3 separate regions of the Homo sapiens genome follow, and regions 2 and 3 are each linked to region 1. Evidence: read pairs that join two places in POLR2A ChIA-PET (ENCODE). Cell type or tissue: MCF 10A. All regions are shown on one strand. Each heading gives the region's core, and the rest is flanking DNA. Links, peaks and the distances in the headings are about the cores only.

Region 1 (5,562 bases), core at 272-5,271:
GTGCTGGGATTACAGGCATGAGCCACCATACCCAGCCCTATTTTGTTTTATGTGGTCATTTATTACGGGGATCCCCAACCACCAGGCCAGGTACTGGTGCCAGTCCCTGGCCTGTTAGGACCCCTGGGCCACACAGCAGGAGGTGAGCAGCAAGAGAGTGAGCATTACTGCCCGAACTCCGCCTCCTGTCTGAGAAGCATTGGCATTAGATTATCATAGGAATGCGAACCCTATTGTGAACTGTGCGTGTTAGGGATCTAAGTTGCATGCTCCTTATGAGAATCTAATGCCTGATGATCTGAGGTGGAGCAGTTTCATCCCCAAACCATCCCTCCCCTCCCCTGGTCTGTGGAAGAATTGTCTTCCATGAAACTGGTCCCTGGTGCCAAAAGGGTTGGAGACTGCTGATTTATTATGTAAAGACTGCGGTAAATACCACGGCATTTACTCATTTTATTGCATAATTATAGATACAGACCAATTCCAGAAGATGTCCTTCTTCGAGCTTTTGAGGTATGTAAACTCCAGCTTATATGCATATACATATATATAAATACATTTATTTACATACACACATATATGAAAAATTTATCATGTAGAACTTATTCACCAAATGAAAAATATAATATCTATCTTTTCTTTTCCCCTAGGTTTTAGATTCAGCTAAACGTGGGTTTCTTACTAAGGACGAGCTGATCAAGTATATGACTGAAGAAGGTAAGTGTGATTTATTACTTATCACAATGACTTATGTGAGGAATTAATAATTTGTTAACAGTTATGCGAAAGTTATAGGGGATACTTTAAAATCAGTCATTCTGGTGAAAGTTATTTACTGTTCCTGCTATTTTGGCTTGGGGATGGTTTCTGTTCTGTGGGGGTTAAGAGGACAAAGAGTAGGGAAAGGGGAGATGGGTTGTTGTCTCGTAGAATTTTGTGAAGCACAGTGATTACTTCTATAATTTCAGGCATTGCATTCAGAGCATTTCCAGAATAAAAGATATGCCATCTGGAAAACATGAACTATCGATCACTGTAAATGAAGGCCTCTTCCTAGATTGAAGATTTGAATAAAGAATATAAAAATTCCGCCCCCCCCCCGGCGCCCCGGCTTTTTTTTTTTTGAGACGGATCCGGTCTTGCTCTGTCACCCAGGCTGGAGTGCAGTGGCGCGATCTTAGCTCACTGCAACCTCCGCCTCCTGGGTTCAAGTGATTCTCCTGCCTCAGCCTCCCGAGTAGCTGGGATTACAGGCACAGGCCACTGCGCCCAGCTAATTTTTTGTATTTTTAGTAGAGATGGGTTTCACCATGTTGGCCAGGCTGGTCTCGAACTTCTGACCTCAGGTGATCCACCCATCTTGGCTTCCCACAGTGCTGGTAAAAATTCCCTTTTAAAGAGCTTTTCTGTCAGTGAAGTTACAGATAATGTAGCCTCAATTGAATACTGAGGTCATTTTTAACACTAAAAATGTCCTTTTTTAATGTTAATTGAACCATATATATTTGTTTTGAACATGGCCCATCATACATATATGCATACACACACATAAAACCTGCACACTTATATATATATGCCAACATATTTCCTTTAGGAATTCTCTCTGCTAGGCTGATGTGTAAATTTGTTTACACTGAAGGTCAGTAGCCTGATGGACAGTCTCCTGAAACCATCCTCATATTGGTCCCCTTGCCTTCTCCCATACAAAGCTAGAGCTCTCTGGTTCACAGACTGGGTCCTGAATGACTCAGAGTTGCTAATCACTTGAGGCAGAATGAAAAGCGCAAGTGATTTTGAGTAGGGAAGACTAAGACTGCATCTACACGCACAACTGGTTTGACCATTCCAGCTTCATCCACCTTAAGGCGGAATACAGAGAGTGAGGGTCAGAATGGCAAGGCCGTCACAGCTGCCACCCAAGAACTCTGACGCCATTGTTAAAATTACCTTCGGGATTAATTCTGATGGGGATGTTACGACTTTCAAAGCATCAGCTTCTTCATCCTGAGGATTAGTCTAAAGAAAGTAAATCCTAGGTTATATATCAGGCAACATGAATTTAGTCAAAATGGCCCAAACAGTTAGATTTTCCTACTGTTGTGTGCCTACTATATGTTTAATATTTAGTAAGTGTAGTAAGGTATAATGATACTTAAATCTACTTCCTCTCTCAAGGATATTACAATCTTATTTGGGAAATAAAACTAACATAAAATAATTCACAATACAAGACAATAGAAAGCTAAATATCAGAAGATCAACTAGGGCTGGCCCAGCCTGGAAAACTTGGTTTGGGAAGACTTAAAGAGAAAATAGGTTTTTTGAGATGGTAGAATGTATATGGTTAAATTGTTGAGGGCAAAGGTAAACTCTTGTGCATTATAATTCTGTCACACATGGTAGATATCAACAAATGTTTGTTGAATGAATGAGTGAATGAGTAGATGATGAAGACCAGGTGAAGGGGCTAATGAGAGGGAGACATTATCGATGTGTAAAACAGTCTGAACAAAAATGGGGAGGTAGGAATGAACATGCTATTTCAGAGAGAAAATAAGCCTAGCTGGCCCAGAGGGTAATGTTGGCAAACAGCAGGAAATTAACTTCAGTAGACTTACTGGGACTAAATTGTGGAGTCCCAGGCTCAGGAGTTTGGAATTCATCCTGTGGGCGATGGAGAAGTATTACAGGCTTTTGAGCAGATGACTCACATGGTGTGTGAGTGATTGTGAGAAGGTTTTTCTGGTGCTGGTCGGTTTGTTAGATGCATAAGAAAGAGGTTGGACTAGGGAGGCCACTTAGAAGGTTATTTCAGCATTTTGAGGGCACCCAAATAAGGGCCTGACCTGGCAGTGGGAATGGCAATGGGAAGAAGGGATTGGTACAATAGGACTGTCTGTGGCAGGATCCATGGGTCATGATGAGTAACAGAGTGTAGGCGACAAAGCTGAGAGCTGAATCCAAAGTACCACCAAGGCTTTGCCCTCGATGGCGAGTATGATGGTAATGAGACTGACTCAAACAGAAAGGTCAGAACAGACCGCAGTGTATACAGAGACAGTGCGACCACGTGGTTTACTTGGAGGTGCTGTGTGATAATTTCGAAAATGGTATGTTTACAGAGAGTTCATGGTACTTAAAGATCAACTATTGAGTATCTCAGCGGACTAAGCATAGGACAGGTATGGTCAAATAAGAATACATATGTTTTCAATTATTCACTCAGCAAGTATTATTACAAACCTTCCACATATATGAACCAATATGTTTGGAAGTAATATGTAAGATGTAAATCTATACAAATCTAAGTTACGATTTAATATAACAGACCCATCAGCTAAGTGTAATAGCAGTTGACTAGTTTGGTAAAATAGGAGCTTAAGAATTGCTGCTTTGAGAGTCTCAGAATTCTACAAATTGTTTTTAAGTACATTTATGCTATATAACAATATGGATTCAAGCTACTTGCACATTCATCCTAATATCCACAAAGTATCAAACACACTAGTTTGAGAATATGCATTCCTACAGCCCTGGATGTCATATGATAAAATAAATCACACTGAATCAAGTTCCTACAAGATAGAAGTCCCTAAGTGTCCAGGAATGTGTATTGCATCAGACAGTGTTTAGCAGCCGGGAAGATCTCAGAACAATTTTTTAAACAAACACTTGCATGTTGCTGCTTCTATGCCAGGTACTGTTCTAAGTCCCATTCAAATCATAACACGTTTCATTCTCATGACAACCCTATGTGACAGGTGGTGTCGTTATCACCCCCATTCTAGAGACAGGTAAGCTAAGGTGGGGAGCTGTGAAGTGACTTGCTCAAGATCTCAGAGCTCGTGAGAGGCAGCCAGCATGTGGATCCAAACTTGTGCTTTAACCACTCAGTTATCTTCCTTCCATCTTTCATCAAATACTGGGGCTTCAAGTTAATCCTCTGGTAATTTCAAAAGTTTTAATCTAAATAAATAACCTTGTTCATGATGTCTGTATGTCTTCCTACTGTTTTGCCTGAAATGACGTGTTCTAGAGGTTGCTTGATCTATGACATCTGCAGGCTAAAAGAAGTCCAGAATCTACCAGGGTGTACAATAGCCTTGTCTTTGAACCTCTGGACTGTCGTGATGTCCTGGCTCTACAGCTCCAGGGAGCGTAACTAGTGGCACTGTGGGAGCTTGTGGGGCTCCATGGCTATTAAGCTGGCTAGTGGAAAGAGAAAAAAATCAGATGATCCTAAATGATAAATTTTCCTTTTTGTCTCTCTGAGGTGAGCCTTTTTCTCAAGAGGAAATGGAAGAAATGTTGTCTGCTGCAATTGATCCAGAATCAAATTCAATTAATTACAAGGACTATATAACAATGATGGTGATAGATGAAAATTAAATGTTCTAAAGATAATTTCTGATTGAAAGAACAATTTTAGAAATTGCTTGTTCTTGTTAATTTCACATCTTATCTTAGGATTCCTATATGTGATATTTAATACCTTGTGACATAACTATTTTAAGACACTTTGTTTTTAAAGATGATCGTAACACTTTAAACCAAATTTAGTATGTCTAGCCTTACAGAATGATAAATTACTATTTATTTAAAAACTATTCTTAAAACATTTTAACATTAGAATGGATTGTTGTTTATTTTCTACAATAAAACTCAGGTCACCTTCGAATTAATTAAGCTGACAAAATGAAAATGACTTAATTACCCAAGGTTTGGCATGTAAAGATCTTAAGAGGGGGCAGAACGAACCACTCGAAAACGAGTAGCAGTGTAATGAAGGCTTCTTTTTTAAACAATAACAAATGCTTCATCAATCTGAGTGTGGAAGGTGATTTATCAAAATAAATATTACTAATTTATTTTTTTATGAGTGCCAATTACAAATATCATTTGGGATAATAATAACTTAGTGTAAACATTTATATTTGCTGATCCAGCATGTCACCATTTATGGAGTAGCTAAAGGAGTTGAGATCATTGGAACTAGAGAAAAGAAGGTTGAGTGGAAGTTGATAGTGTAAGGTAGTGGCAATTCTCCCTTTGTCTTTAGAATTCTCACCCACTCCGCATATCTGTCATGGGAGCATTGTCCTGAATACTGAGTAAGAATACTGAGAAATGTTATGGTGTGCAAATGTACAGCTCCTGAAAGAGCAGAATGAAGCACAAGCAGTCACAATGGAAAAATATATGGCATGGCCACTGCCTCCTCCTTGCAATTCTCTCCGATCTTGGCATCTTATATGGCAACTATATGGCAACTTACAAGCAAAGGGGAAGATAAAGTAAAGGGAAGTGAACAATTTTCCAAACTTAGATATTCTGTTATAACAAGACACACACACACACACACACACACACACACACACGGGTCTCTATTTGAAGATGGCTTCACCACTATATGTGTGTATCTACATAGATGTAAACATTTAGAGTTGCTGTGAGCCTTCCTCAGGCATGTAGTCTTGCCCCCAAAAGAGGCGGCTGCTACCCAAGAGACTGTCGCTGTTCATTCATTCATGAAACACTGAAGGAGTACCATGAGATGATGTG
Region 2 (5,562 bases), core at 262-5,261, 63 kb after region 1:
CAGGTGCATGCCACCACACCTGGCTAATTTTTTAGTTTTGTGGAGACAGGGTTCTCACTATGTTGTCCAGGCTGGTCTCAAACTCCTGGGCTCAAGCAATTCTCCTGCCTGTAATTTGAGTGCTGTTTTAAAAATTTTAAATAAAAATGTTTCCAGGAACTCCCCCCCGCCACCCCCCAGCAAGAAAATGATATTCTAGTCTGGTTCTCTTTTGAATTCATTGGAACAGTCACCAATCATATAGGTAGTGGGTTTTTTTATTCGTTATTTTAACTTTTATTTTTGGTTCGGGGTACATGTGCAGGTTTGTTATATAGGTAACCTTGTGTCACGAGGGTTTGTTGTACCGATAATCTTGTCACCCAGGTACTAAGCCTAGTACCCAATACTTATTTTTTCTGATCTTCTCCCTCCTCCCATCCTCTACCCTCAATTAGGCCCAGTTGTATTTTATTCTAAGTTCTGGACTTCCACAGCTTTTTAGCTTTTTATGCCCCACCTGCTACCCACATCTTCCACCTCAGATCCTAAGCTGTGTGTGGTTCTTGCTTGGGGACCAAGGAAGGGTTTATGTTTTTCCCTGGCACTCTCCTTGGCTTTGCCTTTAAAAAAAAAAAAGAGAGAGAGAGAGAGATGAGGCTTCTATCTGTTGTCCAGGGAGCACAGTGGTGCAAACATAGCTCACTGTAGCCTTGAACTCCTGGCTCCCTCTCACTCTGTTGCCCAGGCTGGAGTGCAGTGGCATGATCTCGGCTCACTGCAACCTCTGCCTCTGGGGTTCAAGTGATTCTCCTGCCTCATCCTCCCAAGTAACTGGGACTACAGGTGCGCACCACACCTGGTGAATTTTTGTATTTTTCTTTTTTTTTTTGAGACAGTGTCTCACTCTGTCGCCCAGGCTGGAGTGCAGTGGCACGATCTTGGCTCACTGCAAGCTCCACCTCCCAGGTTCACGCCATTCTCCGGCCTCAGCCTCCTGAGCAGCTGGGACTACAGGTGCCTGCCACCACGCTGGGCTAATTTTTTTTTTTTTTTTTGTATTTTTAGTAGGGACGGGGTTTCACCATGTTAGCCAGGACGGTCTCGATCTCCTGGCCTCGTGATCCACCCGCCTCAGCCTCCAAAGTGTTGGGATTACAGGCGTGAGCCACCGCGCCAGGCCAATTTTTGCATTTTTAGTAGAGACAGAGTTTCACCATGTTGGCCAGGCTGGTCTTGAACTCCTGACCTCAAGTGATCCTCCTACCTCAGCCTCCCAAAGTGTCGGGATTACAGGTGTGAGCCACCGTGCCCAGCCTGCTTTGTTGTATCCTGGCTTTGGCTAGGCATGCAGCTGTGTGTGTGTGCAATGTGTGCATGTTGCTCACATTGTGTGTGTGTGTGTGTGTGTGTCTGGATGCTTTGTGGGCACACACATCGTTTACCCTCTAGCTTCTTGTGATTCCTCTCTGACACTGAAACTTGCTTTAAGTTCCTTTTAATCTTTTTCTCATAAGAATATTAAATTAAGAATATTAAATATTAATATTAAATTCTGTCTTAGAAAACAGAATTAGAGGCTGGTCATGGTGGCTGATGCCTGTAATCCCAGCACTTTGGGAGGCTGAGGTGCGGGGAGGATCACTTGAGGCCAAGTGTTTGAGACTATCCTGGGCAACATAGCAAGATGCTGTCTGTATAAAAAAATATAAAATAATTAGCCAGGTATGGTGGTGCATGCCCGAAGCCCAGCAATTAGAGTTGCCAGCTGCTTGGGAGGCTGAAGCAGGAGGATCACTTGAGCCCAGGAGTTCAAGGCTATAGTGAGTTACACTTGTGCCACTGTACTCCAGCCTGGGCAACAGAGTGAGATCCTGTCTCAAACAAAAGTAAAAAGAAAACAGAATTAGAATTAGCAACTCCCCCCAAAGAATTGTTATGCTTTTTAATATTTTGGTGTTAAAATCTAATCTTTTTTTCCTGATACATATATACTTTTCTTTTGGTTTTACTGAGTTATTATCATATTGCATATACTTTACTTTTTAACTTAACACTAATATATGATCAATATCTTTGCATTCCATTATTCTTTTATGAGCATTTGTAAGGGCTGCAAGGTATTCCACTGTCTGACTAGACTGTAAGTTGTTTATTTACTTTTTTTAAGAAATGGGGTCTCACTATGTTGGCCAGACTGGAGTGCAGTGGCACCATGATAGCTCACTGCAGCCTCGAACCCCTGGGTTCAAAACATCCTCCAGCCTCAGCCTCCTGAGTAGCTGGGACCACAGGTGTGTGCCACTGTGCCTGGCTTAGACTGTGAGTTATTAAACCCATCCCCACTCTTGTGCGTTTAGGCTGTTTTTCTCCCCTTCGCTATTATAAACAGAGCTACACTGGATGCTGTGATCCCTTTTCAAAGCAGGTTACTTCTGTGGAAGGGGCAGCACAGCCCAAGGTTGTGAGCATCTGGAACCCAAGGTCAGTGGGCTGAGGACACATTGTCTGATCCTCCTCGCTCTTTTTAATCTTTTTAAAGTCTTTTAAAATCTTTTTTAAGTTTTCTCCCCCAACCCCAAAACAAAATAAAATTAACAACCAAAAAAAAATGTATCACTCTGACTACACAAATTTGGTTCATATCTTTTCTCTCTATCTACCTTTATCATCTGAACTTTTAATTTCAGACTGAAATCAAGCCTTGGAATTTAGCGTGGAAGGAATTTATAAGGCTAAAATGATTAATGATTGAAATGATATTTCAAGAGTGGAAACCCTTTCTCAGCTTGCAGGATAACAACCCTCCTCTTATACCACAATAATGACCAGGCACACAGATTCACGTTACCAGCTTGCCGATGACTCTCTGGTGGCCCCCGCATGATCATACGGTCCTCAGAACACCAGAAGATCATATGCAAATATTGTCTGCATATTCATCAAGATACCACGTGGCCAGTGTAAGCTGCTTTAATTATTCTTCAAGGAGAAACACAGCCGTCTCTAGCACACGCACTTCAGTGGCTCTGTCGGCATGTTGGTGCCTGAACTGATATGGAAATTATTTCGAAAGCAAAATATTGAAGAGGAGTGAAATCTGCTGTACTGTACAGTCAACTTAGCAATTAGAAGTTGCCAGCCTTTTTTTTTTTTTTGAACAGTCTTGCTCTGTTGCCCAGGCTGGAGTTCAATGATGCCATGTTGGCTCACTGCAACTTCTGCCTCCTGGGTTCAGATGATCCTCCCCTCAGCCTCCCAAGTAGCTGGGACTACCAAGCATGCACCACCACATCTAGCTTTTTTTTTTTTTGTATTTTTTGTAAAGATGAGGTCTCGTTATATTGCCTGGGCTGGTCTTCAACTCCTGGGCTCAAACAGTCCACCCACCTTGGCCTTCCAAAGTGCTGGGATTATAGTTGTGAGCCACCGCACCTGGCTGGTTTTTTATTTCTGATTTATACTTTCAGACTTTCAAAAACACAATGATATAATATATTTTAGCTATAAAATTTATGATCTATTCACCCCTGAGTTATAAATAATGGGAAAGCTAAACTGCATTCTCTGAAATATAAAAGTCCCGTGAGGCATTCCCAAAGAAGTTATGTCCATTTAATAATTAAGCAACAAGGAATATGGAATAAAAATTTCATTCTTAGCCAGGTAATGGACTTTAGCTTTCTTTGCACTTTGTACTCATGGATACACCAGAAAGATATGTTTTTCACCCAGGGATATCAACGGAATCAATAAATTGATGTTCATAGAAGCTCTTGGTGGCCGGGTGTGGTGGCTCACACCTGTAATCCCAGCACTTTGGGAGGCCGAGGTGGGCAGATCACTTGAGGTCAGGAGTTCAAGACTGGTCTGGCCAACATGGTGAAACCCCGTCTCTACTAAAAATACAAAAATTAGTCAGGCATGGTGGTGCATGCCTGTAGTCCCAGCTACTTGGGAGGCTGAGGGATGAGAATCACTTGAACCCGAGAGGTGAAGGTTGCAATAAGCTGAGATCTTACCACTGCACTCCAGCCTGGGGAACAGAGTGAGGCTCCGTCTTAAAAAAAAAAAAAAAAAAAAAAACTCTTGGCTTTTATAAGCCAGTATATAATTTTTTCATTCTTAAAATGAGTGTCTTTTCCCACCTAAATCTTGAAGTAATAGTGTTAACATCCTCAAATGTGAAGAAGAAAAACATGTATATTTATAATCTATATCATTTATCTATCTATGAGTAATGAGTAAAGGTTTCAGTTGCAACACTGAAATTCCTCAGTCTAATAGAGAATCAAATTATAGCTACAGGCTGCTAATTCATAGAAAGAAAACCCTTGAAACAACAAGAATTCCAAAAGCCCAAGGTAGATCTGAAAAAGCCACCGTTAAAACTAGAATTCGGGAGTATCTTATGTACAACGTTGAATTTCCCAAAGAAAACTCTCATAAACTGACAACAATGACCAACCCATTTAAGGGCCCTGGAGAATGGCCAGAAGCAGGCAGAGACTGGAAGGGGTTCGAAGATCTAATCCTTAAAAGAAGGGTTCTAGGGCCCTCCTTCCAGTCTGCTGAGCACTGTGACTAGAGCACAAGAAAAAAGCCAGTCGTAGGGTTTGAGGCATTCCATGGTGAAGTTCAGGGCTGTCAAGAGTAGCTGGAGAGGGGGAAGGAGAATCCAGGAAAGGAGAGAGCCACACTGGGGCAGCCCTGAAATCCACTAAAATTTCCCTCAAATCTGGCTGATGAGTTGAACTCTGAACACCCAGAAGAGCTGCAGGAAGTCGAGAGAAGGCAGGAACTGCATGGTGAAGGAGTTGAGCAGAGACTGCAAGTCCTGTCAAGTGCACGGAGCAGAGTTGGAGTCTGAGTTCCAAGTTAGAGGGGACTGGCAAAGCGGTTAGGCTTTCCATTGAAGCTGCAGAAGGGCTGCGCCTCGGGGATAAAGAACAGTCCCAGGACTAAGGGATTTTCCTTAGATCTCAGGGCAAAAGCTAGTTAGAACCACTCAAAGAAAGCATGAAACCAAGCCTCCTCAAGTTCGAGGTGACCCATCAGTAACTTAACTGCCTGCTAGAACAAAAATCAATACTCCTCAAGGAAGGGAATAGAATCTAGCATCTCTATGATGTAGCATCTACAATATTCAATATACAGTTACAATTTCTTGAATATGAAAAGAAACAGGAAAATGTGATTCCGAGTCAGTAGAAAAATCAGTTAATAGAAAGTGACCCCCAAATGAGTCAGAGGTTGGAATTCAGACAAGAACTTTAAATACGCTACTGTAAATATGTTTAAGGATTTAAAGGGGGAAAAAAACAGAGAACTGGAAACACACACACACACCCACACACATATGCAATTTTTGGATCAGCTGCATCAGCTTAACAGCAGATTGGAGGCAGCTGAAGCAAAGGTTGGCGAACTTAATAAAGGAGCAATAGAAATGATTCCGTCTGTAAAGAGGTAAAAATGTAAATAATGAACAGAGTTTCAATAACCTATAAGACAATATCAAGCACTGTAATAACAAACATGTAATTGGTATCCCAGAAGGAGAGGAAAAAGAGAGAACAGGGC
Region 3 (5,562 bases), core at 141-5,140, 1.5 Mb after region 1:
GCTTTCGGCCCCGGGGAGAATCTTTCATTCCTGTCTATTTGGTTATAGAAAAAGGGAAAAGGGGCGACTTTCTCCATAACTACTTCAGGTGTGACATAGGGGGTGGCGTGGGCACCTCGGAAAAAAAGAAAAAATTTTGGCGTATTCTTGAGAGACGGGTTGGTATCCATCGTGTCGTTGTAGCAGGAGCATCGTCTGGATTGTCTGGCGGTTAACTGTAGTTTCAACAAGAGTTTTAATGGCTTTTATTATCAGTGGGATACCACAGGGGAGAAACAGGAGGACCCCAATGATGAAGATTACTGTCCCTACCAGCGTTTTAAATCCCCCTAAATTAGAGAACCACCCTCCTAGAAGGTTTGTTGGGTCCCATCCCTTCCAGGTTTGGACTGGTACACGGGCTACTTTTCTGATGTTTGAAGCGATTTCTAGAACCGCTTTTCCATTATCATCTATGTTAAGACAGCAATTGGACATGTTAAACTTAGCACAGACCGCACCCTCTTCTGTTAATAAGTAGTCTAGAGCCAGCCTGTTTTGATAAATTGCTGGGTGCGTTTGGTTTTGTTGTCACACGAGCATTTCCAGGGCTGAGGCGGTTTGGTTAGTGATTATCTCTAGAGCAGCCTGTAGTCTAATTATTCTATTTAGGATATATGTGGGAGTGCGATAACCCCGTGAACCATCCTCAGCCCAGGTGGCAGGACCGTAATATTCGATGATCCATTGCGGAGGCCACTCGTCCTCTCACGGTCTTTGGCTTCCTCCTGCCTTTAAGGACCGTTTTTCTCTGGTTATCATACGCAGGGACTCCGAGGGTGTTGCCCGCCTGCTTTGGAAGTAAGATGAATCCAGGTTGAATTGTGCGTAGGAAGCTAGTGCTAAGGTAGCCGTGAGCAAGCCTGGGTTCCCCATATCCAAAGGAATCCATCGGGGCAGTCCGTCGTCAGCTGGTGTTCCTAGGATTGTCGCATAGTGCACTTAGGCAGGCGTATGTGGCAGAAGAGTTAGTGGTGTTTGTACAGTTCCAGGCCTTTTTTGACAAGACACAATTGAGGTAGCTGAAGTTAGAGGGAGACCAGGCTCCGGGGGGTAACCTTGGCCACCACTCGGCTGTGGAGGCGTTGACTGTTAGGGTTTGGTGACGGGCTTTCACCTGCGGCACGATGGGTTTTATCAGTCCACTTGCGGGATATGCACGCCGTCCCTCTTACTGGGTTGGTAAGTGTCCAGGTCGACGGGCGTTCCTGAGAATTCAAAGTGAGGCTGGGGTTTTGAAATGCTAGTAATTAAGGGGGAAGGTCTATCCCATGCCACGGCCACTGTTCACTCCTGCGGGCTCCCCCGCATACCCAGCAATTGGACACATTCGTGGTAAGCGCGATGCCCTCTCCTAGATCTACAAACCGGTTTTTTCCTGGCTAGGGAGGGGATACGTCTGCTTATGGTTTTTGTATAAAGGGATGGAAGTACCACGGGTGATTTTCGGGGGAGTTAACCCCGGGAGCGCGCCAACAGACAGCACAAGGCAGTGTGGAGCCTCACGCTGTTTAAAGAGCGCCTGGGTGCAGACGGGCTGAGGCCTGAGATGGCGTCAGCCCCACGTGAGGACCGGGCAGGGGTTTTACAGTCTCCTGTAAACAGGAAGTGTCCCTGTCTGACGTCACTGCTACGTGGTACCCGGATGGCCTCTCTCTCGATCCTCAGGAGTAATGTCTTCCGGCCAGCCCTCTTCCTGCTTCGGCTACCTTGGTGACACATGCTGCTGGCGCAAGTGTGCTTTGGGACTGGGCCTGAGAAGGGAGGAGTTATTCATCCCCCCAAGCTTTCAGGCCCCGGGGAGAATCTTTCAACGCTTACAATCCCAGCACTTTGGGAGACAGAGGTGGGCGGATCACGAGGCCAAGAGATCGCGACCATCCAGACCAACATGGTGAAACCCCATCTCTACTGAAAATACAAAAATTAGCCGGGCATGGTGTCACCCGCCTGTAGTCCCAGCTGCTCGGGAGGCTGAGGCAGGAGAATCCCTTGAACCGGGGAGGTGAACATTGCAGTGAGCCGAGATTGCACCACTGCACTCCAGCCCGGCAACAGAGCAAGACTCCGTCTCAAAAAACAAAACAACAAGAAAACAGAACAAAACAAAACAAAAACCAGCCTGGAAAACATAGAGAACCTGTCTCTACAAAAAAAACAAATAAATAAATAATAAATAAATAATTTAAATTAGCTGGGCATGGTGGCATGTGCCTGAGGTCCCATTGACTCAAGAGGCTGAGGTAGGAGGATCATCACTAGACCCCATGAGTTCGAGTTTGTATGATCCTGCCACTGTACTGTAGCCTGGGCAACAGAGACCCTGTCTTTAACGTTTTTTTAAAAAAGAAGAGGTTTAAGAATTAGCATCACAAATTGCATGCTTGGGCAAATGTCTTACACAGTTTTAGTTTTTAATAAAACGTGTTAAAGTGTAAAATGTCTAATCAAACTTCTGAGAGGAAAAGTAGAGAATCCAAACATTAATGCTTATTGACATGTTCTACATAATTTAGATGCTAAATCCCAGAAATATTTATGTGTACTGATTGTGCCTTGATTAGAAAGCCTGAAGCAGGCTCTAGACAGTGGTGGAGCTTGCGGGAGTCACATAAATGCTGTGTGATCAACAGGATTTAAGCCCGTGGGTTACCTGCTTTTACAACCTAAGCACCAAGGGATGGGGAGCCTTGGCCGTTAGCAGCCTAAGGGAGCTCTTGTTCCCACGCATTTTTCAAATTCCACTGGAGTTTCATGAGGTTCGTTTTAAGACTGCCACCTGAAATCAAGTCCAGTGGCTGTTCCTGTCTTCCCGTCCCTGTATTGACATTAAAACCACTTAGTCAACACTCAAGTGCAAGAATAGTGTCGCCATGTTGTATGCCTAGTAAATTCTGGATGTACGTTGTACGTCACCTTATTTAACCTTTTGCCATTAGTTTACAAGAAGACGGGTTGAGCGAGTCAGGTTGCTTACTTTAGGTTAACAGGGCAGCTGGACTCCAGCCTAAGCTCTTCAGTGAAGCCCTGCATCACTCCCTCTGCAGGCAGAGGGTGCAACCCGGGGGTGTGGGAGGGAGCATGGCACACTCAGCACGTGGTAATTATGTCATAATCACATAATACATTCTTTTGGCCCGAGGTCAGGTCAGAAGGAAGTTGACTAATTTCCAGATTTATTTCAGTCATAATACCCGTGTCTAGTGTTGAGGAAAAGGAAGGGATGTTTCCTGTTTGCTGCTTCGGTATGGTTAGCCAATGACTGGAGGTATTTAAAAGGTGAGCACTGGCCAGGCACGGCAGCTCACGCCTTTAATGCCAGCACTTTGAGAGGCTGAGGCAGGCGGATCACCTGAGGCCATGAGTTTGAGACCAGCCTGGCCAACATGGCAAAACCCCGTCTCTACTAAAACTACAAAAAATTATATGGGCATGGTGGTGGGCGCCTGTAATCCCAGCTACTTGGGAGGCTGAAGCAGGAGAATTGCTTGAACCTGGGAGGCAGAGGCTGCAGTGAGCCGAGATCATGCCATGGCACTCCAGCCTGGGCAACAAGAACGGAACTCTGTCTCAAAGAAAAAAAAGTGAGCATTGTCCTTCACCCTCCTTTCCATTTTCATGGCATTGATCAGAACCTTAGAGGATGAAACATGTCAGAAAAAGGGAGCAGGGCAGAGAGATTCTTCACAGGAACCACATCAAGCGTGTGTTAAAATTTATTTCTGATCTGCCTTCCAAAATTATGCCCAAGATATGCATCAGCATTAATGGGTAAGGCGGTTTGAGGAATTCGGTTATGCAATGACTCAAAGACCCATTAAATCACAGAACTGAAGACATTTTTTTCTGTACATAAATGTGCCATTTTAACCATTTCATTCTACAGTTCAGTGGCATTAATTACATTCATAATGTTGTGCAACCATCATTTATATCTATTTCTAAAACTTTTATCTCCCCAAACAGAATCTCTGTGCCATTAAACAATAACTCCCAGCCAGGCGCAGTGGCTCAGGCCTGTAATCCCAGCACTTTGGGAGGCTGAGGCGGGTGGATCATGAGGTCAGGAGTTCAAGACTGGCCTGGTCAAGATGGTGAAACCCCATCTCTACTAAAAATACAAAAAATTAGCCAGGCATGGTAGCGAGCACCTGTAATCCCAGCTACTTGGGAGGCTGAGGCAAAGAATTGCTTGAACCCAGAAGGCAGAGGTTGTAGTGAGCTGAGATCGTGCCACTGCACTCCAGCCTGGGCAATGGAGCGAGACTCCGTCGCAAAAACAAACAAACAAACAAAAAACCTCCCCATTCTTTTTTATATTTTCTGTCTTTTTTATTGATATTCTCATTTTTTCCTACATTGTCTTCCTGATTTCCTTTAGTTCTTCATCTATGGTTTCTTTTAAGACAGTTGATTTAAATTCTTTGCCCAGGAAATTCAATGTCTCGGCTTCTTCCGGGATGTTTTCTGTCTATGTATTTCTTTCACCAGAATGGGCCACACTGTACTGTTTTTTTGATATGCTTGGTGATGTCTTTGTATTGAAAACCGGACATTGGTGTATTATGATGTGGTAACTCTGGAAATTAGGGTCTCGCCTTTGTTCAGGGTTGGCTGTTCTTGATTGCTGAAGCCTTAGCTTGTGTTTCTTTTCCAGTCTTTCAGATTGGCTCTGTGCTCAGGTACTCCTTTAACACTTAGCCAGGTCATCTATAATTCTGCCCCAGCCTTCACTTCTGCTTGCACTAAGTTGATGGGTCTTCTCTGGCCCTTTCTAAGCGTGCGTCGTGTCCTGAGCTGTCGCGTGTAGCTTTCTGAATTCTACAGTACCACAAACATTTTTGAATGCTCTGATTTCCCAAGGAAGCGATCTTCCTGGCTTTTCCCCCTGGCTTTAGATTGTCTAGTTTATGCCTCAACCGTATTTTTTTTGCACCCCTCCGCCCGCTTGGCCGTGGGTTTTTGATCACCTGACAATATTTTCCAGCAACACCTGCTGCTTTTCTGCTCTGAACGTGTTCTGAGTTTTGCAACAGAGAGGCAAGTGCCTTGTTTCAGTCTTTGGGTAGCCCCAGACAGATTAGAACAAACACAGTGATTTGCAAGTAAGATCTGCTCTGCTCCCTTCAAAAGCAAGTACTGGGGTGCCACACTGGGAATGAGGGCTGCTGTTGAGCTGGGGAAAGGGGTGAGGTAAGGGCAAGTAAAAACACCCAAAGCTTTGCTACTCTTTTGACATTGCCTTTCTCTTGATTCGGTGGTCACTGTCTTGTTCAGGCATACCTTTGTTTTTCACAGTTCTAAGAAAGTTACATCTTATAGTTCTGGATGTTGTTTTTTTTTAAAATATTTCTGTGAAAGCCTCAGAGTTTGAAGCTGCCTGTTCTGTCATTTTGCTTATGACACTCAAGGCCTTTTCATTTTAGGGCTTCCAGTAGCAAGAACTGTGCCCAGAGGGATGGAATTAGATCGAACTGCTCTGAAAGAGTACTACTATTTCATATTTTTATACAAAAGCATATT

What was found. Peaks named below come from ENCODE experiments on the same cell type or tissue, not always from the same donor. Only the 100,000 strongest peaks of a DNase experiment are listed, where the experiment ranks them.
Region 2: POLR2A ChIA-PET joins it to region 1 with 6 read pairs; 7 of 35 experiments call an interaction of 5 or more read pairs at or near these places.
Region 3: POLR2A ChIA-PET joins it to region 1 with 5 read pairs; 1 of 35 experiments calls an interaction of 5 or more read pairs at or near these places.

Annotation. Positions count from the first base shown.
Region 1 is chr1:245,082,972-245,088,533 of GRCh38, forward strand. DRC8 (dynein regulatory complex subunit 8) reads left to right here. Exons shown (of 8, transcript NM_032328.4): 6 at 471-513; 7 at 651-717; 8 at 4,274-4,866. The coding sequence ends at 4,389. Among named protein-coding and RNA genes, the nearest start is that of KIF26B, 69 kb to the right of the region's middle. RefSeq lists an enhancer at 2,140-3,339. In MCF 10A, for the core only: no CTCF peak of the experiment used is centred there; DNase peaks (open chromatin) are centred at 2,690 and 3,610.
Region 2 is chr1:245,146,060-245,151,621 of GRCh38, forward strand. No RefSeq gene overlaps it. Among named protein-coding and RNA genes, the nearest start is that of KIF26B, 6.1 kb to the right of the region's middle. In MCF 10A, for the core only: no CTCF peak of the experiment used is centred there; no DNase peak of the experiment used is centred there.
Region 3 is chr1:246,605,967-246,611,528 of GRCh38, forward strand. All of the region lies in intron 2 of CNST (consortin, connexin sorting protein), which reads left to right. LOC105373271 (a long non-coding RNA gene) reads right to left here and starts at 3,104. Exons shown (of 2, transcript XR_001738569.2): 1 at 3,017-3,104; 2 at 229-1,247. In MCF 10A, for the core only: no CTCF peak of the experiment used is centred there; a DNase peak (open chromatin) is centred at 3,145.